2 separate regions of the Homo sapiens genome follow, and region 2 is linked to region 1. Evidence: read pairs that join two places in POLR2A ChIA-PET (ENCODE). Cell type or tissue: B cell. All regions are shown on one strand. Links, peaks and the distances in the headings refer to the core of each region. The heading gives the core; the rest is flanking DNA. Region 1 overlaps CHST11 (carbohydrate sulfotransferase 11). Region 2 overlaps ALDH1L2 (aldehyde dehydrogenase 1 family member L2).

What was found. ChIA-PET counts read pairs that join two places held together with the same protein. Peaks named below come from ENCODE experiments on the same cell type or tissue, not always from the same donor. Only the 100,000 strongest peaks of a DNase experiment are listed, where the experiment ranks them.
Region 2: POLR2A ChIA-PET joins it to region 1 with 5 read pairs; 2 of 35 experiments call an interaction of 5 or more read pairs at or near these places.

What each region holds. Positions count from the first base shown.
Region 1 is chr12:104,620,040-104,635,647 of GRCh38, forward strand. All of the region lies in intron 2 of CHST11 (carbohydrate sulfotransferase 11), which reads left to right. Among named protein-coding and RNA genes, the nearest start is that of MIR3922, 36 kb to the left of the region's middle. RefSeq lists enhancers at 3,714-4,451, 12,322-12,823. In B cell, for the core only: no CTCF peak of the experiment used is centred there; a DNase peak (open chromatin) is centred at 8,362.
Region 2 is chr12:105,023,788-105,039,395 of GRCh38, forward strand. It overlaps ALDH1L2 (aldehyde dehydrogenase 1 family member L2), which reads right to left. Exons shown (of 23, transcript NM_001034173.4): 18 at 14,316-14,415; 19 at 10,513-10,611; 20 at 7,982-8,147; 21 at 6,537-6,642; 22 at 2,758-2,957; 23 at 1-692. The coding sequence ends at 637. Among named protein-coding and RNA genes, the nearest start is that of NOPCHAP1, 45 kb to the left of the region's middle. RefSeq lists a silencer at 13,324-13,403. In B cell, for the core only: no CTCF peak of the experiment used is centred there; a DNase peak (open chromatin) is centred at 7,494; H3K27ac peaks cover 695 bases.

The DNA.
Region 1 (15,608 bases), core at 4,285-12,284:
ATGGGGCCACTTGAAGATCTCATTGAATTTTGTAGGGAAATTGCATGCTAAAGAGACATTTGGAAATTAGCAGGCTTGAAGGCTGCCTTGAGACATGTCCCCTAAAGGTATTTTGTCACCACACAGAATGGCTCCCAAATGGTGCCCCCCCAACTTTCTTCTGCTCTCTTCATTTGAGTTTCTCTCATCCATAGAACAGTTAATCTCAGTTCAGAATCTCAGCCTCGGCTCTCCATAGGTTTTCCTTCATTTTCCAGGATAAATGAGCTGGAGTTTGAAAAGAAGTGTGACTTCTTCAAGGAACTGGCAGATACTAGGGGAGTTCAGAAGCAGCTGACATCCAATTATTCACGGTCATGGGGGAAAGGGATTGAATGAGAAATAGAAATCCACAGATAATCTCCAAACCTTATGCTCATCCATAGCCTTCTCTTCCAACATGCCTTTAACAGTACCAAGAAATGGGCTGATTTAGCGCTGTTTTCAAAATGGAGGTCCTGAGAGATCAGTACAGTAAAATTAATTTGCCAATCCTTCTCTTAATGAGAAGCATTGCAAGGAATGGAAATTCTCCATTTATTTATTTATTTATTTGTTTGTTTGTTTGTTTTTATTACTTACCCAGAGTAAAGCGTCATTTTTCTTGAGCAAGTGGCAAAATGAGCTTATTTTCTTGGCTGGTTTTGTTCATTGTTTGTTGTGTCAGAGACTAGCATAGAACATTGTGACTTTCTTTTCACTAACACAAAACAAAACAAAAATGATTGGGATTCAGGCCTAGATAATCTTGAAATAAAAACCAGGAGCTAGGAGAATGACAGTCAATTGCAATTGATAATTGAGTCTCCTTCCCCAGGATATTAATGGTGTAACTAAACCAGGGAGGAAGAAGTGATAAGTATCTTGTTAAGATAAGTCTTTGCCAAAAACAACCCATGGCAAATTGCTGCCATTTGTTATCTAATACTGAGCGCAGAGTGTAGTCTTTCTTGAGCCTCAGAAACCCTGCTTGTCTCTATCAGTTCATTTCAAATTTAACTTGCTAAATATCATTGTCCAAAGCCTTGGCAGACTTTCAAAAGCAGCGTTGTTGCTGATCTCAAGCTTGACACAGTGGGATCTTGGGGAGTCTCACAGACCACAGCCCCCAGTTTGTGGGGGCATCTTGATCAAGGCCTAGGCAAAGGATCTGTTTGGAGAATAAAAGCCAAGCCAGCCTCAAAGATGAACATGTGTGGCCCGGCCTGTTAAACCCAGTCAAGGCGATGGGCTGCAGACATCCTGTCTTTCTCTGGTGCTGTCCTAGACCTTGCCATTGGCCCAGGGCCATTCAAAACCCAAGGCCTACAGTCACGGCTTCCCAAGCTATGGTAGGCAGAATGCCTTGCCCCTTTTCCAAGCAATAAGAATATGTTACCTTATTTGGCAAAAGGGACTTTGCAAAGGCAGTTTAAGTTAAGGGTTTTAAGATGGAGAGATTATCCTGGATTATCCGGATGGGTCCAGTATAATCATCAGGATGATAAGGGAGGCAGGAGTGTCAAAGCCAGGAAAAGAGATGTTGTGAGGATGGAAGCAGAGCTTGGAGTGATGTGAGGAAGGGGGCCACAAGCCTAGGAATGTAAGTGACCTGTAAAAGATGGAAAAGGCACAGAACAGATTTTCCCTTGGAGCCTCCAGAAGGAACGCAAGCCTGCTAACCCCTTGACTTTAGGACTTGTGACCTTCAGAATGGAAGCAGTTGTTTGTAGTGATTTGTTACAGCGGCAATAGAAAACTAACATGCACACACCCCTTTTTAGTTGGAGCTAAGCTTCCCTCTCCCAAGACCAGGGTCCAAAGGAGGCCTGGGAGAGGCCAGGTCTGTGACATCAGGTAAGCAGTCCGGCAGCAGCGTGGTGAGTCTGGAAAATGGGATGCTGATGGTTGTGGTGATACTGCCTTTTTCAGAATTGTTTTGAGGATCAAGTGAGGTACTGTGAAAATGCCTGGCAAATCTAGGTATAAGCCGGCAACCCCGGTGACCCCCACAGGCACATCATGGCTTACATACCGGCAGGGAATAGGCTGAGTTGATACAACCAAAATCCTTGTACATATTCATAAGAACTCTTTGACAACCACACATTCAACCTGAAATTTATATCAGATCACAGTTTTGTGGATAACCAAAATCCTTGTACATATTCATAAGAACTCTTTGACAACCACACATTCAACGTGAAATTTATATCAGATCACAGTTTTGTGGATGGGTTCCTATAGGTAGGAGGTACTACCACTGTTTAGTCAGTACATTTATTTTTTTTAAAAGGACGGAGTAAATATTTGGAATTAATGGTGTTATATTTGTCAAGATTTTCCTTCATGAAATGATTATATAATTCTTACAGTATTCTCAAAGTACCCGCATAGAGACTAGCTTCATTGAAACTCACAATTCTCTCAAGGTTGGCAGGGGAGATATTATCTTCCCATTTTAGACAGTGCAAAGAGAAGGAAGATCAGAGTATTAAATAACTCTCCCCAGCCAAGTAAGCTCTTAATAAATGTCAGGTAAGGCTAAACCTGAACGTCGAGCCTAGAGAGGGCAAAGAGCATGCCGGTTCAGAGCAGACACCCCTGCCAGGCACTAGCTGGGTGACTTTGGGCAAGTTACTTAACCTCACTGTGCCTCAGTTTCCTCATCTCCCAATGTAAGGATAATGTACCTACCTCACAGGTTTGTTGTGAAGACTAAATGAAGATAATGCAATAAACGGCTGAGACCCATGCCAAGCACATGGTAAAAGTGTGTAATTGCGTATTAGCAGCAGCAGCCAGAGCAATAGCCAAGGGTCAATTAACTCCCAGTCCAGTGTTCAGTTCATGATTGTCCATGCATTAAGAGCCAAAGCACCCCCAAAGCCATCTCACCCTGCTGAAGCAGTCTAAAGTGCTCAACTAAGTTGGTGCATTAATCTCTAGACCAGAGGTCAGCAGACGTTTTCTGTAAAGGGCCAGACAGCAAACATTTTAGGTCTCTGTTGCAACTACTCAGCTTTGCCCTTGTGAATGAAAGCAGCCAAGACAATATGTAAATGAATGGGCGTGGCCAGATTTCATCCACAGGGGTTCCCTGCTTTAGACTGTGCCGAGAGCCAGAGGTCTTGAGTTCAAGTCCCAGCCTCACCACACTGCAAGGGTGTTCTTGAGCAAGTCAGGAAGGCTCCCCAGAGTCAGGCCCTTAGCCTCTAAAAATGGGAATAATAATGCCTCCCTCAAGAGCTGGTGAGACAATGGAAGCTGTTTGTAAACTGTAAAGTACCGTGCCTGATTTGGTTATTAGTGTTTTATTGCTGATGTACGGTCGAGGTCCAGGCCACCCGTGGTAGATAAAAGTGCATGTGGGCTGGACGAAGTGGCTCACGCCTGTAATCCCAGCACTTTGGGAGGCCGAGGCAGGTGGATCACCTGAGGCTGGGAGTTCGAGACTAGCCTGACCAACATGGAGAAACCCCGTCTCTACTAAAAATACAAAATTAGCCAGGCATGGTGGCACATGCCTATAATCCCAGCTACTCGGGAGGCTGAGGCAGGAGAATCGCTTGAACCTGGGAGGCAGAGGTTGCGGTGAGCCGAGATCGCGCCACTGTCACCCAGCCGAGATCGCCTGGGTGACAGAGTGAGACTCCATCTCAAAAAAAAAAAAAGTTCATGTGCCCTTGGTGTAAAATACTGGGCTCTATCTCACCGTCTCTGCTGTCTGCAGTTGCATTATGAAATCAGGAAAGGGTTATTTAATTTCAATCACTTTCAACTTGTTTTGGGGTATGAGAAACACACCAGCCTCTGAAAGCTTCCCGTTGCTGTCATGTGATGTTTCTCTAGCCACGAAGCCTTGTGTAGTCTGAGTTGATCTTCATTCTGAAAATGGCAAATGAACAGAATGACCATGATGAATGGGGGCTCCTGAGAAACACAGCACTCGTTCTCAGTGTCTCAGGCTGGGGGAGTGAAGCCTGCAGCCTTGATGGAGGGAAGGTATGTGGAAAATGAATTGCTGAGCGGAATCTCAGAGAATGGCTGCTGAAGAAAAGCATTTCAAGGAGCAATTATGCAGCTCATTAAGATGCACTCCATTCCGGCCTCTGATCCTAGGGGAATTGTCAGAGCAATTATGTGCAAACCTCAATTTTGAGGTCTGAAAAGGGGTTGGTGCATAATCGGCAGGAGAAGAAAAAGAAGGGAGACGGTTTGAAACAATGGGTATTAAATGATTGTCACAGCAAGGAAGACAGGGATGGAAGGAGTGGACACCCTGGGTACTTAAGACTGAATGTGTGGTCTCAGGATTGCATACGGGCCATGTGGGCAGTGCATTTGGTACCCTTAATAGGACTTCTTGGAATCAAAGTGGTTTGCTTTGTACAAAGTTGTAAGCATGGTGTTTGGGATATGTTTGTTGAATGAATGAATGATTTGTGCTTGCCATATCAAATGAATGAAGGGAAAAATGAATGAAGAAGTTAAAAAGGTTAAGAATTCATGTAAAATGAAGATAATAATCATACATACCTTACACGACTACTGTGAGAATGAGGTGGTATAATGCACTTAAAGCTGTCAGCACAGAGCCTGACAGTGGCAGGCTCTCAATTCTAGCTAGTATTGGGATTACATTTTCCCAGGTGTGTTAGTCAGCTCAGACTGCCATAACAACATACCACGGACTGGGTGGCTTGAACAACAGACATTTGTTGACTCGGGTCTTGGAGGCTGGAAACCCAAGATCCAGGTGCCAGTAAGGTTGGTTTCTGGTGAGCCTCTCTTTTTGGCTCACAGACGGCCACCTTTTTGGCTGTGTCCTCACATGGTCTTTCCACGGTGCCCGTGCACTCCTGGTTTCTCTTCTTATAAGGACACGGTCATTCTGGGTTAGGGTCCCGCCTTTATGACCTCATTTAACCCTAATTACCTCTTCAAAGGCCTCATCTCCAAATACAGTCACATTGGAGGATAGAGCTTCAACATACAAATTTTGGGGGACCCACCTCATTCCATAACACCAGGTGAAGAATCAGACTTTGCTATTGAGGTTATTAGGCCTGATCTTGTGACTAAGCAGCTATGCAAAACCTTTTAAAGCCACTAGAATCACTGTTTCCTGAGATGCCAAACTGGAGATGCCCCAGTGTTCTAGAAAAGCAAATAGACTTCCAGTAACTTATGTCCTTCTGTGTTAGTGCCTGACTCTGCTATTCAGAGATGCCAGTGACCATCCTTTTTCTTTTTCTTTTTCTGAGACGGAGTTTCGCTCTTGTCGCCCAGGCTGGAGTACAATGGCTTGGTGTCAGGTCACTGCAACCTCTGCCTCCCGGGTTCAAGCGATTCTCCTGCCTCAGCCTCCTGAGTACCTGGGATTACATGTGCCCACCACCATGCCTGGCTCATTTTTGTGTTTTTAGTAGAGATGGGGTTTCACCATGTTGGCCAGGCTGGTCTTGAACTCCTGACCTCAGGCGATCCGCCCGCCTTGGCCTCCCAAAGTGCTGAGATTACAGGCATGAGCCACCACGCCCAGCTGGCCATCCTTTTTCTTTCCACTGTTAAGACAAACAGGCAACTCACTCATGCTGTTTTTCTGAAAAAAGCAAAATTTCTGAACTGTCTTCTTAAGGATTCCATAAAACAGGTGCCCTGGGAGTTGAAATTGACCATGTGAACCTGTGATTTTGTGTCAGAGTGAGCACTACTAAATCTCATTTTCTTCCCTGTCTTCTTTTTCATTTCCAAATCTGCCCAGAAGACAGTAAAAGCTCATTAATTTGAACCCTGCTAATTTAGAATATGTAACATTTCCTCCAAGCTCACCATGAAGGAGGAATTTGTGAAACAAATTAATAGTGTGAACATAATTAGAAAAGATGAGTCTTGTAGTGTTGGGAGGTACCTGGAGGTGATCCAGTCCTTTTCATTGGTGGCTTGTTTCTTTTCAAATGAGGAAATCGAGGCCCAGTGAGGTTCTGTGGCTCTTCCACACTCACACAGGGGGACTGTTTAACCTCCTTCAGGACACCAGCCTAAAACACGGAGTCTTATTTGTTTGTGAAAGACACAGGCTCTTTATTAGCTGTGGGTTCCTTTTACAATGTGAACCTCAAGTACTAAAAGTGCATTTTTAAAGAAATATTCTGCATTTCAGGTTTCCCACTAATTATGACTGGCCTTCTCCCAAGTTAGTTTGAGCTATTTTGGTGAGGTTTTATAGTGATTTAATAAGAAAAGCTTTTTTAAAACCTCATAAAACCTTCTGTACAATTCATTCTGACCAACATTCCCTCTTACAATTATGTCATTAACAACTTCTTTTTAAAAGACCAGAACTTTTGTCTATTCATGTTAACCTTAAAAGCAGCATTCACCGAACCCCTGAGAAACAAGGAGAGCTATAATACTTTACAGGATTGGGGCAGAGCACATGAAATCATGTGTGAGAGAGGGTTCTGTACATTTGTTTTTCTTAATTGCCATTTCTGACTTGGGCAGCCTCCCCACCCAAAAAAAAAAAAAAAAAAACATGGTCAAAATATACTTGTGCATGTAAATGTGGTATTTCCTGGGAGAGTCCTGAGGGAATGGCCTGTTTTCCATGTGATTTGTTTTTTAATAGACTTGATTTTTTTTTTTAGAGCAGTTTTAGGTTCATGGCAAAATCGAGCAGAAGGCACAGAAAATTCCCAGACACCCCTGCCCCCAGACATGCACGGCCTCCCCCGTCATCAGCATCCTCCACTGAAGTGGTCCATTTGTTACAACTGATGAACCTGTATTGACATGTCTTTGTCACCCAGGCTCACAGTTTACATTAGGGTTCACTGTTGGTGTTGTATATTCTACAGGTTTGGACATGTAGCCACGTGTCATTATACATTTTAGAGTAGTTTCACTGCCCCCAAAATCCTGTGGGTCTACCTGTCCATCCCTCCCTCCCCCCAAGCACTGGCAACCCCTGATCTTTTTACTGTCTCCATAGTTTTGTCTTTTCCAGAATGTCATATAGTTGGAATACAATATGTAGCCTTTTCAGAGTGGCGTCTTTCACTTTGTAATATGCATTTACATTTTCTCCATGTCTTTGCATGGCTTGATGGCTCGTTTCTTTTTAGTACTGAATATTCCATTGTCTGGATGGAACACAGTTTGTTTATCCAGTCACCTACTGCAGGACATCTTGGTTGCTTCCAAGTTTTGGCAATTAAGAATAAAGCTGCTCTAAACATCCATGCGCAGGTTTTTTGTGTGGATGTAAGTTTTCAACTCCTCTGAGTAAATACCAAGGAGAGTGATTGCTGGATCCTATGGTAGGAGTATGTTGACTGTTTAAAAAAATTTAATGAGATGCCTATTTATTAATTTAAATCAAACTGTAGCTGCCGCATGGACTGGAATGTCCTCATCAGCAGATCAGCGCATACTCTCCCCAGAGTCAGACCTACTGGGGCACCAAACCGCAATCAACAGGTTATTCAACAAGCGCAGGTTCAGAGCCCCCAGCAAGATGGCCAGAATTACTAAGTGTTCCTTAGCCTTGGGACATGAATTCTCTGCCACAGCCACAGCCAACAAGAATGGAGCACTCCCAAGTATTTGACGGGCTTCTTATTCTCTCCTTTTGGGCATTTAATACATCTTTAACACAAATCAGGATTGTAGAAGATTAGGGCTTATTTTCAAAGTGTCTTCTCAGCATAAAGTCAGATGATGATGATGATGATGGTGGTGGTGGAGGATGACAGAATTAGCAGGTGGTGGGTGTGGTGGTGATAACTAGCAGCAGCAGCAGTGGCAGGACTGGTGGTAATTATTGTTGTTAACATTTCTTGAACACTCGCTCTGTGCTTTACACACATTATTTCAATCATCACAACTCTTTAAGGCAGACACTCTGTTTGACAGATGACAATGCCAAGGCCCAAAGAAGTTAATCACTTTCCTAAGGTCACACAGCTGGCATGTGATAGCAGCGGGAGGTAATCCCCAGCCATCTAATGCCCTTATCCCCTTCCCCGCTGCCTGGCACAGTGCTCTAAGTCTCTATCTGCCAAGGCTTTTAGAAGTCATTTGATGCACGGAGTGATGTATCTCAGGGCCCCGACATTCGCCATTAAACCCGAGGTCAGGAGACAGGAGACTGCAGTTGTCCTGCTTAATCCCAACGGTCCCGTTCTTCCTGTGTTTCTTTTAAGGGATTTCTCTCCAGCCTCACAAATGCTGACAGGTGGCCCCTCACCCCACAGGGCTCGCTGACTGCACGTGCCCAGACCATCTCTTCAGGTTCCATTTTTTACATTCAAGAGAAGAAAAAGGGCAAAAGATTTCTATTTTAAGCTGTCAGACACAACATGAGCCTATCAAGACTTGTTGAGCTTGGAAGCAGTTCCAGCTTCTTCCTCAGAAAGCAGAAATTTTGACTTTGGGCCACTGATGCTCAGTGAAATGTGTTTCCGTTGTCCAGGGTAACGTGGCGTTGAATTCCGCTGACAGAAGAGGCTCTGCATCGGCTCTAATGAGCAGCATCATTTCAATAGAGCTGGCCCCTCCCTCCCTCTTCAGCCTCATCTTGGGCCCCTCTATTCCTTCCAGCCCTCCAGGCCTTGGTTTAGTTCCTCTGCTGTCCTTGCTTTTTCCTGCCACCGGGCCTTTGCACCTGCTGTTCTTTCTGCTTCACCTCTACTTGGCTGACTCCTTCTCAGCCTTTAGGGTCTCTAGGGCTGGTCACATGTTCCTCTAATACCCTTGCCTCTCTTTGAGAGCCCTTTGCTTATTGTAATTATTTTATGACTTTCTGGTTATTTATTTATTGCTGTCTTCCTCATTGGATGCTAAGGTCCACGCTGGCTGCCTCTGTGCTGGCTTTGTGCCTAATGTACTACATGAAACAAGGGGGAGCTGGATGGATGGACAAGCTGGGAGCCTCAGGGTGAGGATAACGGCACCCCAAGCTTCCTAAGAGCTTAGTCTTCTGGCTAGTCTACTCAATGCCTCATTCTAAACGATCTAGAGTTGCAAATTGCACAGGGGTTAAGAGCAAGTGCTCTAGAATCAGGCTGCCTGCATTTGTATTCCAGCCCTGCCTCTTACTAGCTGTATTTGTTTCTCTTGCTGGGTAACAAATCACACAAACTTAGCAGTTTACGACAACATACTTTTTTTAAATCCCACAGTTTTGATGAGCCAGGAGTCTGAGTATCTTTTAACTGGGTCCTCTACTTAGGATCTCACCAGGCTACAGTCTCATGTGAAGCTTAGGGTCCTTGAAGCTCACATGGTTGTTGGCAGAAATTGTTTCCTTGTAGCCATAGAACTCACAGTGGCTTGCTTCTTCAAGGCCAAGAGGACAGTCTCTCTGAGTTCAGAGAAGGTTAAGCCCTCTTTAAAGTACAGATGCCCCTTGACTTACAATGGGCTTATTTCTTCATAATTCTAAGTTGAAAATATCATAAGTCAAAAATGCATTTGGCCAGTCACAGTGGCTCATGCCTATAATCCCAACACTTTGGGAGGCCGAGGCAGGCAGATCACTTGAGGCCAGGAGTTTGAGGCCAACTTGGCTAACATGGTGAAATCCCATCTCTACTAAAAATACAAAATTTAACTGGGTGTGGTGGCACGCACCTGTAATCCCAGCTACTCAGGAGGCTGAGGCAGAAGAATTGCTTGAACCCAGGAGGTGGAGGTTGCAGTGAGCTGAGGTCGCGGCACTGCACTCCAGCCTGGGCAAGAGTTAATGGGACTCCATCTCAAAATTTTTTTTAAAAATGCATTTAATACACTTAACCTATGAAACATCACAGCTTAGTGCAGCCTACCTTAAACATGCTCAGAATACCAACATTAGCCTACAGTTGGGCAACATTATCTAGCACAAAGCTTATTTTATAATAAAGTTATCTTGAAGAATTTTGAATCAGATTTAAAGCCAACCCATTGTTAAGTTGGAGATTGTCTTACTTATTCCCTGGTTAGGTTAGCCGCATCCAGGATAATTTTTCCTTTTGATTAATACGTAACTCACTTACGGATCTTAGTTATATCTGCAAATCCCTTCGCCCTTGCTGTGTAATATAACATAACCGTGAAGTGATATCCCCTCACATCCCCAGGTCCTGTCCACACTCAAAGGGTATTGTACAGGACATGTATACCAGGAGCAGGAATCACCAGGACCATCTTAGAATTCTGCCTACCACACTAGCTGTGTGGCTTTGGGGAAGTTGCTTAACTTCTGTGTGCCGCTGTCTGTAGAGTAATACCCACTTCATAGGATTTGTTGTAAAGGTTAAACAAGTTGATTTATGGAAAGTGCTTAAGACAATTCCTGGCAGGTGGTGAGTACTCAATAAATGTTAGCTGTTACAACCATAAAGATGAGGATAATCTCCAGCCGAGCCAGTGGGCTCCCAGCTTAGAAATGCAGTCCACCAACTGGCTGGAAAATGAAATCCGAGAAGCCAGGCTGACGGGGAAAGAAGACACCAGAGAATATCAATGACTTGGTAAATTGGCCTTCCCGAAAGGGAAACTGACAGCTTCTACTCCACCAGGCGAAAATGGGCAAAGCAGGTGGAAAGCTGTATCAAGTTACTAAAGCAAATTGGATCTACGTGGGTGCACGTGCCCCTATTTTAGTTCGTTTCATGAAAACATCTCTTCTCAAGGCAAGGAGTCATGGCCTCATCTCTCTGGAAAGCTTTGAAATCCCTTACATCAGGGATTTAAATCAATTGATATCTCTCAGATATGAAGAAATGAGCATAATTGGATATCCTGGCAACTTGTGTCAGCAGCTGCACCCCAAAGTTTATGTCTGCCTTAAGGGAAGGCTTTCTTCTGAAACAGGATCTCAGTTGGTTCAGTTTAAGAATAAGGGCCTCTCATTAACACTAGTGAGACCCCTAATAACGTGAACAGGGTTATTAGGTCTCACTGACGTGTGGTCAGGAGGAGGCCCGCCTGGGAATTTGCCCCACGAAGTGTGCGTTTTGCTGGAGAGGAGAGTGTTCAGAATCGATTTGTTGCTCCGTCTGGGATGCTGTTAACCAAATGTGGGAAGAAGCAGCACAGTGAGTCAATGGAGCAAGTTCGCAGTGGCGTATTTATGAATACTGGCTGGTTGGGGGAGAGGAATGGTGCAGCTTCTTTCTTTGGAAGGGACTCGCTTTATTGAAATCCTTTTCAGTGGGGTCACCCGGGGCAAGTCATTCACTCTTCCTCAGACCTCATAGTTTGCATCTGATAATTCAACTCAAGTCATTTTATTGACGGTGGTAGCGGACCCTGTTGGTGCTGTGCCCAGACCATCCGTTTTAGGGTTTCTGGCCTCTCATCCCCCAGCGTCTATGTGCTTTCCCTCTAATGGCTGCCTGCACCTGCGACTTGCTTTCCGAGGCCACCTTTGAGCTACAAGAGCTGCTTCTCCCATGCCCAGAGATGGGAAGGAGGCTGGGAAGTTACCTCTTCATGGGGGACCCTCAGCCTGGCTCCCTTAAGTCAGGACAAATTCAGAGGAGTAAAGTTATGTTCCAGAGCTCCCCATGGGATCAGAATTAAGCCTGGCATGAAGGCCTGAATTCCATCCTTGCTGGGGCCTCTCCACCTCCCTTTGCTCTCAGGACTGGCTACATGATTTGCAGGACTCAGTGCTGAATGAAAATGCAAGGCCCCTTGTTAAAAAATGATTAAGAATTTTAAAACAACAGTGACAGCAGAGCCTAAAACCTAACCTAAGACCCTTCTGATTGCAGGGTCGGAGCCACGGCACAGGTTGCACAACTACGAAGCTGGGCCTCCCTGCTCCCCAACTTTCCCGGGAGCTCCCCCTTATTCAGTCCCTTGCATGTGAACTCATGTCTTGTACTCCGCTCTGATGAACCTGACTTAAGGCCACTGTTGAGGCACAATGCTGAGGGGCTGGATTCTACAGTAGATACAACACCAACCCTTCCCTCGAGGGGCCGACTCTTTAGCAGGGAAGACAGATGTAGGCACAGATCATCCTGTCACAGACTGTGAAGCAGAGCCCCGTCCCCGAGGTGTCTGCAATGTGGGGAGGTGATGCTGCCTGGGAACACGAGACCTCCTGGATTCCAGGCCAGGGTTCCGTCTTCTGCCCCAAATGATGGATGAATAGAATTGGGGGTGATGATATGGGGGAAGGATGGGGCACCACTTCAGAAGAGCACAGCGCAAGCAGAGGTGTAGTGGGGGGACTTCCATTTAGTTTGCAGGAGCCTACCTGTGCTCAGTACAGAAGACTTGAATTTGAAAAGTCCAAGTTCCTGCCCCCAGGTGGTTCACAAGAGATGCGTACAACCAGCTCTGGTGGAATTCTGTGCAAGGGAAGTGCCGAGCTAACGGGGATGAGGCGAAGTGCTAGATACAAGAGGAGCCTGGTCTCCTAAGAAGTTCCCACTAGGTGTTAGGAGTCCTAGAGCTTCTCATCAAAGAAAAGATTCTCTAACTGTGGAATTTCAGAAATTGGCAAGCTGTCAGGGTTGGTCTGGGGGAGGAGGGAACCTCCTGAAATCACTTTATGTGATGGGTTCCTCCATCCGCTCAAACGGGTTTCTTAGTTTTAGCCCATCAGTCTGCTGAGGTGAAATTAAGTTCTCTTCCAAGTTTGTTATCTGAAATGACCCTGGGTCCGTCAGTACTGCAGCTGCACCCTGACCTGGGCTGGTGACAGTGCTCTGCAGGAGGCGCCCACTCGTTCCCGGTCCTCCTCCGGGAGGAGCCCACAGACACCACACTGGTTTCCCAGTACACTGAAGCTATCGCTGACGTTAAGGAGCCTCTTCTAAGCTGGGAAATGTGGGCAGCTGGCTGCGGTCCTCCCTGGAGGGGGTGAGGGAAGGTGTTGGTGAAACGCTTGTGGTTCTCAGGGGCCCTGGGAAACTCTTTTCTTTATCATCGACTTTGTCAGGCTGAAGCCATCTCTCATTTTTCAGAGCATGCTCATGGGCAGGGAGGGTGAGAGCTCTTCCATCCGGGAATAAGTTTATAAATGCACGAAAGCAGCTGGGCTTTGCCGGGAAGCAGGATGAGGGGGCTGCCCTGGGTTTGATGTTGTGCTCTCTTCTAATGCTGGAAATATTCAGCTGCTCCTGGGTTGGATGTGAGCACCAACTGAGGCTGGCTCATAATTCTTCCTTGACAAATGCCTCATTTGGGACAATAACTCATGATTTCTTCACTGCCTCCTATTAAGCAATTAAAAGAAGGCACACATTATTCTATGAATATATATGATCAAATGATTTTAAATTATTGAGTGGTGTTGGAAGCCAGAGAACAGTGAGGGAAAGAACTGCATGTGCTCCTCTCCCTCTGTCTTTTTTTTTTTTTTTTTTTTGAGATGGAGTCTCACTCTGTCACCCAGGCTGAAGTTCAGTCGCGTGATCTCGGCTCACTGCAACCTCTGTCTCTTGGGTTCAGGCAATTCTCGTACCTCAGCCTCCCGAGTAGCTGGGATTACAGGTGCCCGCCACCACACTCGGCTCATTTTTTTGTATTTTTAGTAGAGACATGGTTTCACCATGTTGGCCAGGCTGGTCTTGAACTCCTGACCAGGAGTTCCGCCTGCCTCGGCCTCCCAAAGTGCTGGGATTACAGGCATGAGCCACACCGTGCCCAGCCTCTCCCTCTTGTCCTGTTTTAGAATTTTATTTTATTTTTTAGTCAGGCTTCAGAAGGGCCCTGGAACATGGCTCTGTGTGATCTGGCCCCTGCCTACCTCTGCCACATCTCAGAGCCCTCTGTCCCACAGCTGCATCTTCCTGTCCTCTGCCACTCCCAGCTCCCCCTGCCCCACCTCTCTGTTCCCTCTGCCTGGAGCATCCTCCACATTCTTTCTAGGGGACCCTGGTGCCCCCAGCTAGCTTAGGTCCTCTCCTATTCCCTTCCCTTGACTTTTGCTTTTCTTTTATAGCACTTCATTCAACAAATATTTTTTCAGTACTTACTATGCCAGGCTGTTGTGACATAGCAATTAACAAAACAGACACAAAGCTCGGTCCTTATAGAACTGGTAATCTAAGCTCATTGCCATTGTGTTGATGAGTAATTATTCAGCAATTGGTTTGTTAACTTGTCTTCTCCACTAGACTGGAAGCTCCATGAGGACAGGGCCATATCTGTCTCGTTCACAGTACCATGAATCCCCAGTGCATAGTAGGCACTCAGTAGGTTCCTGGGGAATGAAAGACATTCTGGGATTGATGGCTGCCATTTGGCCATCTAGGCTCTCTGAGGTAGCTGCATCTTCCTTGGGAATCCAGAGGTCGTCATGTGGAATTACCTCCTCAAGACTGAATTACACAGCCTGTTAGAGGGAATATAAGAGGAGCCGAGCTGGCTCCACCACAGGGCTGCCGGGCCTGGAGCTGGTCCCTGAAGAACTCCAGGGCCCGCAGGATGCTCACGGTTTGTCCTTTGCCACGTGCCCGACACGTCTCGCACCATTTCCAAACCGCTCCTCGAGGGTCTCTCCCCTCTTCAACTTCTGTGTATTTTTGCACTTACAACTTCTTGGGGTCATTTTACTTTATGTCAAATATATACTGGCTGGGTGATCATGTCAGGGCCCTTTACTTGCCCTGAGGCACCTCTTCTAGGTGTCAAGAGGGGTCTTCCCTGTTTGGGGTTAGCTGAGCAACTTCTGTTTCACCATTGCTTTTAACCCAGGGCTAGTGGCTTCCTACTGATGTCTTCAGACCAGGCATTAACCTCTTAAAAACCCCACACCTTCAGCTGAAAAACAGATCATCACTGTCCTCAACAATATGCATTTGCTCCATTTACTCCTGGGGTTGTCCATTTGGCTGTTCATTCATTCATTTGTTGAGTCATTCATCAAGGGAAGGAGGGAGGAAGGGAGGGAGGGATTGGGGCCAGGACTAGGTAAGGCAAGCTGGGCTCCTGGGTTGCAGAATTTAAGGCAGCATTCACCCTCAGGACCAGGCAAGTGCAGAGTCAGCAGTCCTGTTCCTGGGTATGGAGTCCTGTCCTGCCCCCGTACCCAGCTTCATTCTCCTTTGAGATTTCATTTGTCACAAAAGCCTTTCACTAGGTGATGACCAAGCTCCAAAGGTGACCCCAGGTAACCCACGAGGGGCCTCCGCACACCCTCACATCACCTCCCCACCATGTCCAAGCTTTGTATGTAGCAAAAGTCTGTGAAAGACAGCGTGGGAGGGAAGTGAGACTCTCCACATTTTCAGGAATAAAAAGTACATTTTTACACTTACTTGATTACTTAAAGGCCCCATCTATCGCAAATGTTGCCTGGCCTTCCGGTGGCACACGCCCGGGGCTTCCAGTGTTTTGATATAAACCCAGACCCTTAAGAAGATGTAATTGCCGGTTGTCTTACAAGCAGTCATCTCATCACAGGGGGGTTGGAAGGAGAATTCAGGAGCCAAACAGCCGCAAGAGCACCTGGCAGATCCAGTTCCGCTGGATGATGTCTTTGAACAAGACTAAAAATGACTGTGTTGATGGCTTCGCCGTTTTCCAACATTTGGTGGAATGACAGAGCCTTAGGACATGTCTGTAGCCACATCTGCCAT
Region 2 (15,608 bases), core at 4,139-12,138, 400 kb after region 1:
GGGGCCAGCCATCATATCATTAAATTCTCTATACTCCTCAGAACATAATATAGTACCTGGTACCTAGTAGGTACTCAAGATAATGTTTCTAGGTTGATCACCCATCACAGTGGGTTAAAAAATGGAATATCAAAGGCACAAAGATGTATCTTATTTCCAAATACTAAAAAAGAACTACCTTCACATTCCTTACAGGTTATACTGTTCCTTAGAAGACTTATAGAAAATCTTTTTAATAACCCCCTATGTATAGTTCAGAGGTTAAAAACCTGTACATATTATACAAAGTTTCCAATAAATGCACCTTGTGTATTATAACTGCATGGTACTGACATCTTCAAGATGGGAACCATGAATAGATTTGTCTAGGTAGGGGAGAAACAGCTTGGTATTTTAGAAATACGTATGATATACAACATAGTCAAAATGCAACAACTCCAAATCACTGGAAGGTGTATTAGAAAATACTCAGGCACATGTGTAAATGCTTTAACATGGCCTGGCCCTCTTCATGGTCCATCTGTGTATTTTTTGGTTTGTGGCTGACACCTCCTGCCTCAACACACCCAATCTTCTTAAGTGTGTCCAGAGTTGTAAAGGGCTGTCTGTCAAGGCTTTCCTGATGATGGTGTTGCTCTAATATTCCAGTGTCACCGTCTTGGTTTTGAGATATTCATTTAGAGCTTCCTCACCTAGGGAAGAGAAAAGCAGTTGACAGACCACATTCAGAGGCAGACATGTGATGTCTTCAGACCTTCAGACATAGGTATACGTAGGTGTCCAGGTCACTAAGTAAATAGAATGTGGCCTAAGCCAGTGCTTCTCACACTTTGAAGTTCATACTAACCATCTGAAGACTCTGTTAAGTTGCAGATCCTGATCTGATTAAGTCTGGTGTGGGCCCAGAGGTTTTGTGTTGCTAACCATTCCCTGATGATGCTGATGCTAGTGGTCCATGGACCACACTTTGAATAGTAACAGCCCAGACCAGCTACCAGGCCTTCTAAGGAGCAGAGAGTGTTGCCTGGTCAGCTTCAAACCAAAACCCTTCTCTTTTATTTCCCTACTTGATGACAGACTCTGCCTTTTTGTCCATTTAAACTAAACAGAAGTAACCAGGATACTGTCCTCTGGATTATATTAATTAAAGCAGAACTGAGCACAGGAAAGTTTGAAATCATTTGGTTTAACCTTATTTTAAAGATAAGGAAAATTCAGTTTATATTGTTTGTTAGAAACACAGGGAAACCTGTCTAGGCAAAAATAAATAGGTCTGCCTTTCTTTGACTGTTTCTATTTTGAGCCAGTACTGTCATCAATCTCTACAGAGGTTAAAGGGCACTGAATACCATGGGAAAACTAATGAGTGCGTGATTCTGGAAGCTGAGCTAAAACAAGGGCTGTCAACTTTGTCCGCATGTTAGAATCACTCAGGGAGCTTTTAAGACTCCTGACCCCACATCACACCCCAGATCAATTAGATCAGTATCTGTATTTTTTGAAGCTCCCAGGTGATTTGAATCCACTGTGCAGCTAAGGTTGACAACCACTGGGCTAAGGGGTTTTAAAATTGGGGGAGGAAGAAACTATTAGAAAAACTGTAGTATTTTATAGTAAAACAGACCTGGAGCTGGTCAAATACACTCTCTCAAAAGATGGGTGAAACAGGGATGCCTCACTTTCTAATAATAAATTCCCTAAGAAAGTCTCCTACAGTGATTTGGATTCAGGCATGAAAACCAGATTAAAGACATGGAAAAGTTGGGGGGGAAGCCCTTACCTTCACCCAATGGAATTTAAAATGAGAGCTACTTTTACTGCTGCAAATACATGGCCAAAGTCATTAGTAAAGAGAAAATGTAAAAACAAAACAAAACAAAAAAACTCCAAATGAACTAAACTTATATTTGCAGACTGTAATTTCAGTAAATCACAAACATTTCAGTTTTTGAAACAACGTACCAGACTGAGGGGAATAAGAGATGTGCTCCACAGCCAGACCGCCTGCCTTTGAATTCTCTCTTGCCAGTGCCTGGCTCTGTGACTTGAGGCAACTCACCCAGCCTCTCTGAGCCCCATTGTCCTCTTCTGTATAATAAGATAATAATAGTACCTATTCCTCTGAGCTCGTGTGAGAATTGCCTTTGCTTATACAGGCTAAGTAGAATGGGGCCTGGCATGTGTTTCGCACTGAAAGTAAGCTATTGCTTGAAAGGTGTTAGTGTCACTGCTCACAGTGAATTACATTTTGGGCTTTTTACAAACTCTTAAGTCTCATTGCTCAGACTCCCAAAAACCCTGCCAATTGCAGGGTTTTTTCAGTGTTGACTCTGAAAGCCTGCCAAGAAGCTCCAGGACAGGATTTATTCTTGGAGCTCGCTGGTTATTGCTCTCCACCCATTTGCCTCTCTTGGTTCCATTTAGTCTCGTGACAGCTAACCCAAGTTCATGCCGAATGTCAGATTAAACACCAAACATATTTCAGCTAAAGTATATTGTTGCAATTTCTTTTTCCTTTCAAACATTAATCTTTTTTGAAAAGAAATATCTTTCCACACAATGTGTGTACTTTTCTGTATGTATGGTATATTCAATAGAAATGTTTAATATTTTAAAAAACGAATGCCCTTCTAAACCCAGATATAACTGCCATGTAGGAAATGCCCCTCAAAGTCACACACAAGTCATGAAACATAGAGCAGATTTTTCTGTGATGTGACAACAAAGGGAAGGTGAAGCAGAAAAGTAAAGCCATACCTAAGTCTTTTCCAAAGCCAGATTGTTTAACTCCGCCAAATGGGGCCGCCACATCTGTCTTGTTGTATGTGTTAATAAAAACAGTTCCTGCTTCCAGTTTTTCACTCACATACATAGCTTTGTTTATGTCTCTTGTAAAAACCCCTGAGGCCAAACCATACTCTGTACTATTTGCTCGCTGCAACACTCCATCGATGTCCCTGTGTTTTTAGGAAGACATAAAACTTCATTAAATGTAAAGCAAAAGACTCATTTTATGTTCTGAAAATTTTCCCATCTATGCTAGAAACAGGAAAACATTACTGCCATCTGCTTAAATGTTTTTGTTGTTGTTGTTTTTTAGAGGCCAGGCATTGCTCTGTCACCTAGGCTGCAGTGCAGTGGCACAATCATAGCTCACTGCAGCCTCCATCTCCTTGGACTCAAGTGATCCTCCCACCTCAGCCTCCCAAGTAGCGGGGACTACAGGCATGTGCCACCATGCTCAGCTAATTTTTAAAAAAATTTTTTTGTAGAGATAGCATCTCCCTGTGTTGCCCAGGCTGATCTCAAACTCCTGGCCTCAAACTATCCCCCAACCTTGCCCTTGCAAAGTGTTGGGATTACAGGTGTGAGCCACTGCGCCCAGCCTGATTAAATTTTTATAAATGAAAATATCAGGCTCACACCAAAAGAAAGTCCCAAAAAAATATTACTAGTATTACATTTTTCATATATATCATGCAACACCTTTCAAAATCTGACCCAAAGTCATATATTCAATCTTCTTCAATGGTTCTCATTCATGATCTCCCACTCCCTCCCCTCTCCCATGACTCCCACTTCTAGATGGATTTTCAGAGTGTCCTCCCTATTTCCTTCCATCTCTTCCGATTTTGCACATAAGGTTCAAGCCTCCTTCAGTGCCTGAAGCCGTTTCAGATCCCACCAGTGCCATTGTCGAGGTGGGAGAGTAGGGTGGTTCTGTGAGAGGGCTCTGCAGCCAGACTGCCTGGTGACCTTGGGTAAATGACTCCATCTCCCCTCGCCTTCATTTATTATTGCGAACCATGGAAATAATAATAAAAGGACCTGTCTAGTTGTCATGAGGATGAAATGAACAAATCATGCCTGGAACACAATAAATGTTCAATAAAAGCCAGCTATCATCAGGTAGCACATATTTTTCCAAACTTAATATTTTGGTAGAACCAACTATATAGTGCTGACTTAACTCTTCCTGTAGGTAATGGTTCACCCTCCATAAATTGGAAGATAAAAGTTCCCCGAGGGCAGGGATAACTTTATGTCTCATATACCTCTTTATGCTATGGTGTTGCATCGTCAAATGCGAGTGAGTGGGATTACATGTGCTTATTCAACAAAATAGGTCCCGTGATTTCCCTGCCTTTTGACTTAGTTTGTATACACATCCAAGCAGGTGAAGACATGAACCTACTCTTTTCTCAGTTGAGTCGAGTTCTAATGTGCCTGTCATAGTGTATGTACCTTCTTCTAGTGTGATCCTAATGCTTAAAAACGCACACATTTTCTACCACATGGCCAGCAAATACAAGCCAGGTTGTTGTTGTTGTTTTTCTTTTTGAGATGGAGTCTCACTCTGTCGCCCAGGCTGGAGGGCAGTGGTGCGATCTCGGCTCACTGCAACCTTCGCCTCCCAGGTTCAAGCAATTCTCCTGCCTCAGCCTCCTGAGTAGCTGAGATTACAGGTACATGCCACCACACCCAGATAATTTTTGTATTTTTAGTAGAGATTTTGTATTTCACCATGTTGGCCAGGCTGGTCTTGAACTCCTGACCTCAAGTGATCCGCCTGCCTTGGCCTTCCAAAGTGCTGGGATTACAGGCATGAGCCATTGCGCCTGGCCAAGCCAGGTATTTCATCTGGTGCTCCAGCAAAGACACAGGATCTGTTCCAAAACTGGAGGAAAAATTCGAGTGCTGAATTTATTGAGACAGTACAGGTTTCAGTGTAGTGCCTTATGAAGGAATTTTCAAAGGCATCTTGACTATCCAAAATTTTAAACTTGCACAAGAAATCTGGAATCTAACCTGGAGTGAACTTGGACTCTGCTAAAACTCTCACACTTCTTGATGCATTGCATATGGTAGGGACCCAAATATTTATAGAATGGACTAGAGGGAGAAAGATGGTTTTATGCCATTTCTCGTTGAGGACTATCAAGATATCACCATAGCTCCATAGCACATTGTTTATGTCTACAGCAATGACAAGCATATATTGATGGCAGCAGCAACAGCAAATACTTGACTTAGTAATACTCAGAATGACCTAAGGAGGTACACATTGTTACCAAACCATACTCTATTATTTGCTCACTGCAATGCTCTATTGATGTCCCTATGTTTTTAGGAAGACATAAAACTTCATTAAATGTAAAGCAAAAGATTCATTTTATGTTCTGAAAATTTTCCCGTCTATGCTAGAAACGGGAAAACATTACTGCCATCTGCTTAAATTTTTTTTTTTTTTTTTTTAGAGGCCAGGCATTGCTCTGTCGCCTAGGCTGCAGTGCAGTGGCACAATCATAGCTCACTGCAGCCTCCATCTCCTTGGGCTCAAGTGATCCTCCCACCTTAGCCTCCGAAGTAGCTGGGACTACAGGCACATGCCACCATGCCCAGCTAATTTTTAAAAAAAATTTTTGTAGAGACAGGGTCTTTGTTGCCCAGGCTGATCTCAAACTCCTGGCCTCAAGCTGTCCCCCGACCTTGGCCTTGCAAAGTGTTGGGATTACAGGCATGAGGTGCAGAGTGGTTAAGTAACTGGCCCAAGCTCAGAGGGTTAGTGAGGGGAGAGGAGGCAGAGTTGGTCCTCTGACCCACTGCACCATCCTGCCTCTGACCCTCTGTGGACTAACTGTCATCTCTGTCTGTCTCCCCTGTTAGATAATAAACTCCTTAAGGTCAGGGGCTGTGACTTACCCATGTTACAGTAGATTCCCTCAAACCTGACTTCTAATGTCTGCACATTTAACACCACCACCATGGGAGAATGTATAATGAGAAATGGCATAGCATGCATCCTTGAATGGATATATCAAAGGTTACTCACTACACCTTATAGTCCCCTGAAGTCTTTTATACTATATCTATTAAAGACCGAGAAAGTCTATTCTTTATTTTTTTTTCAAGTTCTCATTGGCTGAAATAAATCTAAAGCCATTCTGAAGAATTTTGTGCAGTATACCATGAGACCCCATTCTATTAAGTATTGTTTTATGAGCTCAGTTAGCACTTGGACCTCTTCGATAAGCTGAACTCTTTGCAAAGTTTCATGTAGTATCACAAGCCAGCATGTCATTTACAGTTGATTATATGATGATTATGAACATTTCCATGAAAAGTTGAGTATCAAGCTTTGGGGGGCAATATCCCCTATAATAACAGCACTCTTTCTCTAGGGAAATAAGATTTCACAGATGCATACCCTAGGAATTTAAATGTGAAAACCAGTTTTGTTATTTCTCAGTTATTTACTTTGTTCCACAGACATCTCAAATGTCAAGTGCAGAAAAACTAAAATTTATTCAGCTAAAAGCCCATTATGTTGGCCATTAATTGAAGCTGAAAAGCAAAAATATACTATGATCTACGATGGTTAGCAAAAGCGTAACTTCTAATTATTTAAGTTAATTATTCTTATGGTAGAAAATTACATGTTCATTAATCTTATGCTGTGTATATAGCACAGTGGCAAAGGGGAAAAATGACTTATCTAGTCAAAACCTAAGTTACATTGTGTCTGAAGAACCTACCCATTTTGGAATTTAGAAATGACCATAATAGGCCCAAAGGATTCCTCTTTGGCGAGGTACATGTAGTCTTCCACATCTGTGAACACGGTCGGCTCCATGAAAAAGCCTTTTTGGAAAAAACAAAGAAAAAATGTCAACTGTAGGTTAAGTCATTTTCAATTAATAGTCCTCTCACTTAATTACATTATAATTTTTTCTTTCCCTCTGGCCCAGTAAAACCAAGAAGAGTTGCATTTCTCTATTTGGTGTTGGCATGCCCAGGTTCTTATTTTTTAATGTCTTTATTATGAAAATGTCAAACCTATGTAAAGGTAGAGAAAACAGTATAATGAATGGTAAAATAAATATCCATATTTTGCTGTATTTATCTTTTCCTCATTGAAATATTTTAAAGCAAATTCCAGATATCATAATTTTAACACCTCAGTATTTCAGTACACATCTGTAAAAAATAAGGATATTTTCTTATATAACCACTATACAGTGTCATGCTTAACAAAATTAGTAAGTATTCTTTATTCAGAGTTTATATTTTAATTTCCTTAATGTCTAGAAATTAGCTTTTTCACAGTTGGTTTGTTTGATTTAGGATTCAAATTCTTCTACACATTGTATTTGGTGTTTAGATTTCTTAAGGATCTTTTACTCTAAAACATTTCCCCATTTTGTCTTCCCCTTATTTTTTATGCTATCGTCATGTTAAAGAGACTGGGTCAGTTGTTTATACATTATCTTTCTTTCTGGTTAATCATTGCTTCCTTTGGATGATATTTGTTTCTCTATCTCTTGTATTTCTTCTTTTTCCCAGTGACTTTTATTGTGGTAAAATACACATAACTGAAATTTACCATCACAACCATCTTTAAGTGTACAGCTCAGTGTTATGAGATTCATAATATGCAACCTTCACCACCATCCATTTTCATTAACTATTTTCAGCTTATAAAACTGAAACTCTATACCCACTAAAAAATAACTTCCTGTTCCTTCCTCCCTCCCTACTGCAGTTCTTATGAATAGAAAGCTTGGCTTAAAGGTATAATTAGATTCAGCTTAAGCTTTTTTGGCAGGAACACTTCATAGGTGATACTGTGTATTACACGTTTTATTCCATCAGGAGACACATATTATCCAGTTGTCTCCCCTTCTTTGTTTTATTTTGTTTTGTTTTGTTTGAGACAGAGTCTCAGTCTGTTGCCCAAGTTGGAGTGCAGTGGCTTGATCTCAGCTCACTGCAGCCTCCTCCGCTCACGTTAACCTGCCTCCTAGGTTAAAGTGATTCTTGTGCCTCAGCCTCCCCAGTAGCAGGTGCGTGCCACCACACTGGGCTAATTTTTGGTAGAGATGAAGTTTCACCATGTTGGCCAGGCTGGTCTTAAACTGTCGCTGTCCATTCCAACTGAAGAAGGCGGGCACCCGGTAAACCCCCACAGAGGTGATCTTACCTGGCCTTTGGACTTGTCTTCCCCCGTACACCAAAGTGGCCCCTTCTTTCACTCCAGTTTCACAGTATTGCAGCAGCTTTTCCAGATGAGCCTTATGATTTTGGGGCCCATGATCAGTGGATCTGTCAAGTGGATCACCAATTTTCATCTTTTTAATTTCTTCTACCTGTATGTTACCCAGTCCATAAAAACACAATTCACTGTTAATAATAATGGAGTTTCTACCAAGTGGTAGGTGTTATACTAAGGTGTTTATAGATGTATTGTCATTTAGTCTTTACAATAGCACCGGAGGTAGGTGGTTGGTTTTTTTTTTTTTTTCCTTTTTGGAGACAGGGTCTTAGTCACTCTGTCGTCCATGCTGGATCACAGTGGCATGGCATGGCTCACTGCAACCTCGAACTTCTTTTTTTTTTTTTTTTTTTTTGAGGTGGAGTCTTATTTTGTTGCCCAGGCTGGAGTACAATGGTGTGATCTTGGCTCACTGCAACCTCTGCCTCCCGGGTTCAAGCTGTTCTCATGTCTCAGCCTCCTGAGTAGCTGGGATTACAGGCGCCTGCCACTGCGTCCGGCTATTCTCATGTCTTAGCCTCCCAAGTAGCTGGGATTACAGGTGTCTGCCACCACGCTCGGCTAATTTTTGTATTTTTAGTAGAGATGGGGTTTCTCCATGTTGGTCAGGTTGGTCTCGAACTCCTGACCTCAGGCAATCCACCCGCATCAGCCTCCCAAAGTGCTGGGATTACAGGCGTGAGCCACCGCGCCCAGCTGCAACCTCGAACTTCTAAGCTCAAGTGATCCTCCCGCCTCAGCTTCTCAGAAGAAGAAACTGAGGCCTAGAGGGGTTAAGTAAGTGCACCCAACCACTAAATACTGTAGACTTTTTTCCACTTGAAATCCCAAGTCCTTAACCACTATCTACTAGCACAATATAAGCTACATACACTATATGAAAATTATCCTAAATGTTAATCCATTAAGAATAGCAAACTAATGTTCTGAAATGTTTATTAATATCACATACTTACACTGTTCATGGCAAGAGAATTTCTAAAATGGTCACATTGTTATCTTTTTTTTTCCTCCTCAAATGTGGCAGACTGCCTTTGTAAAATTCTCCTGGTGTAGCCATGCCAGATGACCCACTAGAATGCTCTGACGAAAAATAATCTTTACTGCACGATGTTCATCACTGACATGTATTTGTAATTATCTCTTCCACTCCTCAGTTATCTTAACCTACTTCTGCATCTTCTAATGTTAAGTCCAATTCTGGTAAGAAGAATGGGAGTTATAACCCAGCAGGTCCATGACTTTGAATTTAGGCCTGGCCGTAATCTCTTAGTGCGTTCCCCAGGGTTCTGCACTGGATGAGAAGTTCTGAGTGGCCAGGGACCATGTCTGCCTTGTTCACATTTATATTCCCAGCATGCAGTGTTTGGTACTAAGTAGGTGCTTGAGAAATGCTGCTGATGAATGAATATGAACAGCATGTTTGTAAAACATGCTTGTTGATGTACTGATATAGCAAATCCTTGACATTTCTGGTCTCAGTGTTTGAAATTTCAACAACTTTTAGCTGATTGTGAAAGCCCATGATATATAGCACTGCAGACTGTCTTTCAGTGAGACACAAAATTAAATTACACTGTGATGTTCAGGAGGCAGCCACTGCCTACCTGACTGCCCTCCATCTGCCTGTCTATATGACTTCCTTGTTACTCATTCTCATGAAGAAAGAATACCTTTGGTTTTTTTGGTGGGTTGGGGTGTGGAGAATTGGCTCTGGGGAAAATATAGCTGGATGCTGGTTTTGCAAATATAAGCAAATTCTTGATTAATACTACCTTCATAATGACATAGTATAAGTTAGAGTTTATTTTAGCCACATAATTCATCTTAACACTCCTATAGATGACTTTTAGTCCCATATTTATGGAGTCATGATCAATGTCCTGGGGATGTTTATTTATTTAGCTAGTTATTTTAGTGGAAGGAATTATATGCTATCATGTCAACCGCAATTGGGGATTCATGGTGTATCTCTCATAGTTTATTTAGAGATTTATAAAAATCTAGGAGCGTAACTCTCACAATGTCAAGGATCTAATATATTACAAATGTAGAGTAAGGTATCATAGCTCTTCAATATACTTTATCAGGTTTTTATATAAACCTCTAACTTTTTTACTATAAAAAAATCATAAGCACATGTGAAAGTAGACACATAATACAGTGAAACCCCATGTACTCATCACCCAGCTTCAACAACTACCAACTCCTGGCCAATTTATTCCCCTACTCATTTCCTGTCCTGCGGGGTTATTTTGAAGCAAATTTCAGACATCATATAATTTAATCTGTAAGTATGCCAGTATGTAGCTATAAAAAAACTAGGGACTGATTTTTTTTAAAACATAACCACAATACTGTTATCACACCTGAAAATTCATGAACAATCCTAGAAGTAGGATTTTTCAAGTAAAAGCAAAATCTCTAAACAACTCAGAGTAAATGTGAAGGTGCCTCACCACTCTTGTCACAAATTCGTCGTGGATGGATTCTTCCACGAACAACCGCCCAGCAGCAATACAGTTCTCTCCTTTGTTGAAAAATACTGCTCCCATGCCCTTCAGTGGGAGAAGAGAAAATATTGCTAACATCATTTGAGAAGTCAAGATTCTCATAAAGTTGTACACAGAGGGAGTTAGTTGTTTTTGGAAGACAGCAGGCAATATAGATAAGTCACAGACAATCCTCTTGGCCTTGTTAGTGATGAGAGCTTCTTGGAGATACTCTGTTTTGATTTAGCATGATTTGAGAGATTTTGTTTATCCTTTCCCCCTTTTGGTCCCTGAGCATTTTTTTAAAAAAATGTATGTGTAACAATAAAGATGTACCATTAGAAACAAATTTTGTGTTAAAAGAAAATCTAGGCTGGGCGTGGTGGCTCACGCTTGTAATCCCAGAACTTTGGGAGGCTGAGGCGGGCAGATCACAAGGTCAGGAGTTCAAGACCAGTGTGGCCAACACAGTGAAACCCCATCTCCACTAAAAATACAAAAATTAGCTGGGCATGGTGGCAGGTGCCTGTAATCCCAGCTACTCAGGGGGCTGAGGCAGGAGAATCAATTGAACCCAGGAGGCGGAGGTTGCAGTGAGCTGAGATCACACCACTGCACTCCAGCCTGGGCGACAGAGCTAGATTCCATCTCATAAATAAATAAATAAATAAAAGAAAATCTAGATTATTCTCTTCTTAAATTTATTTTTTAGAGATAGAGTCCCACTCTCTCTAGCCTCCCAAGTAGCTGGCACTACAGGTGTGCACCACCTTACCCAGCTAATTTTTTCTATTTTTATTTATTGTAGAGACAGGGTCTCACTATGTTGCCCAGGCTGGACTCAACACCTGGGCTTAAGCAATCCTCCTGCCTTGGCCTAGAAAATCTAGATTATTCTATACATTTAAATGTAATAACTTGTATACCAAGTTTTGCTTTTAAAAATCTCTACATTAGATTGTATAATCACAATTTTTAAAATTTTTTATTTGTATTTATTTATTTATTTAAGACAGTGTTTCTCTCTGTCGCCCAGGCTGGAGTGCAGTGGCGTGATCATGGCTCACTGCAGCCTCAACTTCCTGGGCTGAAGTGATCCTCCATCTCAGTCTCCCTAGTAGCTGGGGCCACAGGTGAACACCACCCTGGGCTAATTTTATTTTTTTGTAGAGACAGGGTCTTGCCATGTTGCCCAGGCTGGTCATGAACCCCAAGGCTCAAGCGATCCTTCTACCTCGACCTCCCAAAGTGCTGAGATTATAGGCGTAAGCCACCACGTGCAGCCATAAATCATAAATATTTAGAAAGCCTCTCTAACCCCCTCATGAAAAGAAATACCTGTTTTTCAACAAGAAGTTTGAGAAATCTTTGAAATGAAGGCACTCAAAAATGACGGATTTGGAAGACTGATGAATTTTGTGCATTTTCCCTTTTTAGAAATTCAGTTTCTAATTCACCTGCAGGAAACCTCCCTGGACTATATATAGTGTGTCTATATATATATATATGTGTGTGTGTGTGTGTGTGTGTGTGTATACACACACACATATATATACGTATATTTATATGTGTATATATATTATATATATACATATATTTATATGTGTATATATATTATATATATACGTATATTTATATGTGTATATATATTATATATATACGTATATTTATATATGTGTATATATATTATATATATACGTATATTTATATATGTGTATATATATTATATATATACGTATATTTATATATGTGTATATATTATATATACGTATATTTATATATGTGTATATATATTATATATATACGTATATTTATATATGTGTATATAATATATACACGTATATTTATATATGTGTATATAATATATACACGTATATTTATATATGTGTATATAATATATACACGTATATTTATATATGTGTATATAATATATACACGTATATTTATATATGTGTATATATTATATATATACGTATATTTATATATGTGTATATATATTATATATACGTATATTTATATATGTGTATATATATTATATATATACGTATATTTATATATGTGTATATATATTATATATATACGTATATTTATATATGTGTATATATTATATATATCCATATATATGTGTGTGTGTATATACACACACATATATACGTATATTTATATATGTATATATATATTTTATATATATATATATATATATATATATATATATATATATATATATATATATAAAATGGATGTGGCTGGGTGCAGTGGCTCACACCTGTTATTCCACCCATTTAGGAGGCCAAGGCAGGAGGATCACTTTAGCCCAGGAGTTTAAGACCTGCCTGGGCAACATAGTGAGATCCCATCTCGAAAACAAAGTATAATGAATGCTTTGAAATACCATGCTTTTCCTGTGCATACATTTTATCTTTAAACATTACAAAAATATGTTGACTGTCTTGGGTTTGGGGTTCTTAAATGGTTAAAACAGACTCTTTAAGGTTATATATTCCTAACCCAGACATCCAGGGGAGTCCTGACCCCTGATATCAGTTTGAGTACCCCCAGCCATTGTCTGTCACTGAAACCTCCAGATGGTCCATTCAAAGGCCCTGGCCGCAGGGGTACTTGGTTCTTCTTCACTCCCAGACCACTCCATTCTCTTTGGGATGCTTACATGATGAAGTTTGGCTGTGAGTGTTCATTATAATTACATTTAGGGCCAATGGTGAACAGAGTCTGCTTAGTGCATAGGCTGGACAGTTGTACAGAACTGAGAAGACCATAAGTTTCCCCCACAATTACAAGAAAGCTTAGCACAACCCCTGCCGAGCATTGACTCATTTTATGCCTATATCTCAGATGTGAAGAATGAGAACTAGGCCAATTTTTTTTAACCTTTACATTTTATTTAAAATAAGCCTTTATACTTTGAAATAGTTTAAGGCTCACAAGGTGTTGCAAAAATAATGTGAGAGTTCCTTTGTGCCCTTTACCTAACTTCCCCCATGATAACATCTTATAAAACCATAGTACATTGTTAAAACCAGGAAATTGATGTTGCTAATTACTTGTTAAATATGAAACCCTTTGTTGTGTCTAAAACGCTTACCAGAAGCTCAATGTGCAAAACAGGTAAAAGTAGGACTGTTCAGGTTGATGGGATGAGATGTTGTAGGGAAAGGAGGGAGAAGCTAGAAGCCCTAATAGAATATCTTTTGAACTTTTTTACATGCCTGCTATGACTCATATCCTGTTTTAAAAACACCTTAGTAGAGGAATTATAAAGACATTATTTTTAAAAACTAAGTGCTCTGAGTATTCCCAAATCTAAGCATAAAAACAATGGTTTTAATTTATGACTAGACAAAACCCAAATCTCATTTAAGATCTCTGATAAAAAAGGAGGTGAAATGTGTTTTAGAAGCAAGCACCTATTTTTTTTTCTTTTTTTTTTTTGAGACGGAGTCTCACTCTGTCGCCCAGGCTGGAGTGCAGTGGCGTGATCTCAGCTCACTGCAACCTCCGCCTCCTGGGTTCAAGAGATTCTCCTGCCTCAGCCTCCCGGGTAGCTGGGACTACAGGTGCCCACCACCACGCACGGCTAATGTTTTTGCATTTTTACTAGAGACGGGGTTTCACCATGTTGGTCAGGCTCGTCTTGAACTCCTGATCTCAAGTGATCCACCCGTCTTGGCCTCCCAAAGTGCTAGGATTACAGGCGTGAGCCACCTCACCTGGCCCAGGCACCTATTTACTTAAATTTGACCCTCTCTTACCATTCGCACAGCCTTGTCAAGTTCACAGTCATTAAATATTATAAGTGGAGACTTGCCACCAAGCTCAAGGGAAACTTTCTTCAAGTTGCTAACAGCACAGCTAGAGGAAAACAAATGAGAAATGAGCATTTAGTTAACATCTCTCTCTCTCTCTCTCTCACACACACACACACACAAACACACACACACACACACACACACACACACACACACACACACACTTTTTAAGCTATAAGTTACCACCTGGCATGGAAAACATATTGAGCCTCAGTAATATTAAGAAACTTATTCAAGGCCAGGCACAGTGACTCACAACTGTCTGGGAGACCAAGGTAGAAGGGATCCTTTAAGGCCGGAAGTGTGAGACCAGCCTGAGCAACATGGCAAGACCTCATCTCTATAAAAAATAAGAAAATTAGGTAGGTATGGTGGTGTGTGACTGTAGTGTCAGCTACTTGGGAGGCTGAGGCAGGAGGATCGTTTGAGCCCAGGAATTCAAAGCTGCAGTGAGCTGTGATCACCACTGCACTCCAGCCTGGGTGACAGTGTTAGACCGTGTCTCTTAAAAAAGAAAAAAAGAAAGAAAAAGGAAAAAGTTATTCATAGATAAAACAGATGGTAGAATGGTGATTACCATTGAAGCTGAGTGATGAGTACATAAAATTCATTTTGCTTTTCTGCTTTCTATGTATTAGACATTTTCCATAATAAAAAAATTTCAAAAATGTTGTGGTCAAAAGTTAATTCAAATTCTTTAGAAATTTTGGTTACATAAAAGCCTGGCAAAAGAATTAAACCTCTAACCAGACTACCGAAGCATTGGGAGAAAAAATATCAATTTTTAAAAGTACGCTGCTTATTTTTCCTTTCTTACAAAAGTATTTTTATTTAAAGCATTTTGAAAATACCTACCCCAAAATGCAAACAGAAGAAAAAAATCACAAAATTCCATTCCATGCCTCAGTGACCATTGTTTTTACCATTTTGATATACTACCTATTTGTGATCTGTCCTACCATAGCTTTTGCGTTGTTTAACATAGTTGAGATCATCCAGTGTATACAATGTTATACTTTATTTTTATTTCCATTTATTATTTTAACAACACTTTTCAATGTTATTAAAATTCTCTATGAACATGACTGCACAGTGTTCCATTACATTGACATATTTTAACAACTGCTTTATTTTGGACATTTAGATTGCTTACAGCTTAAAAAAAAATTGCTTTGGCGGACTCCATTTATAAATAATCCAGGTTTGTCATATAAAATATATAAATTTCACATTTAT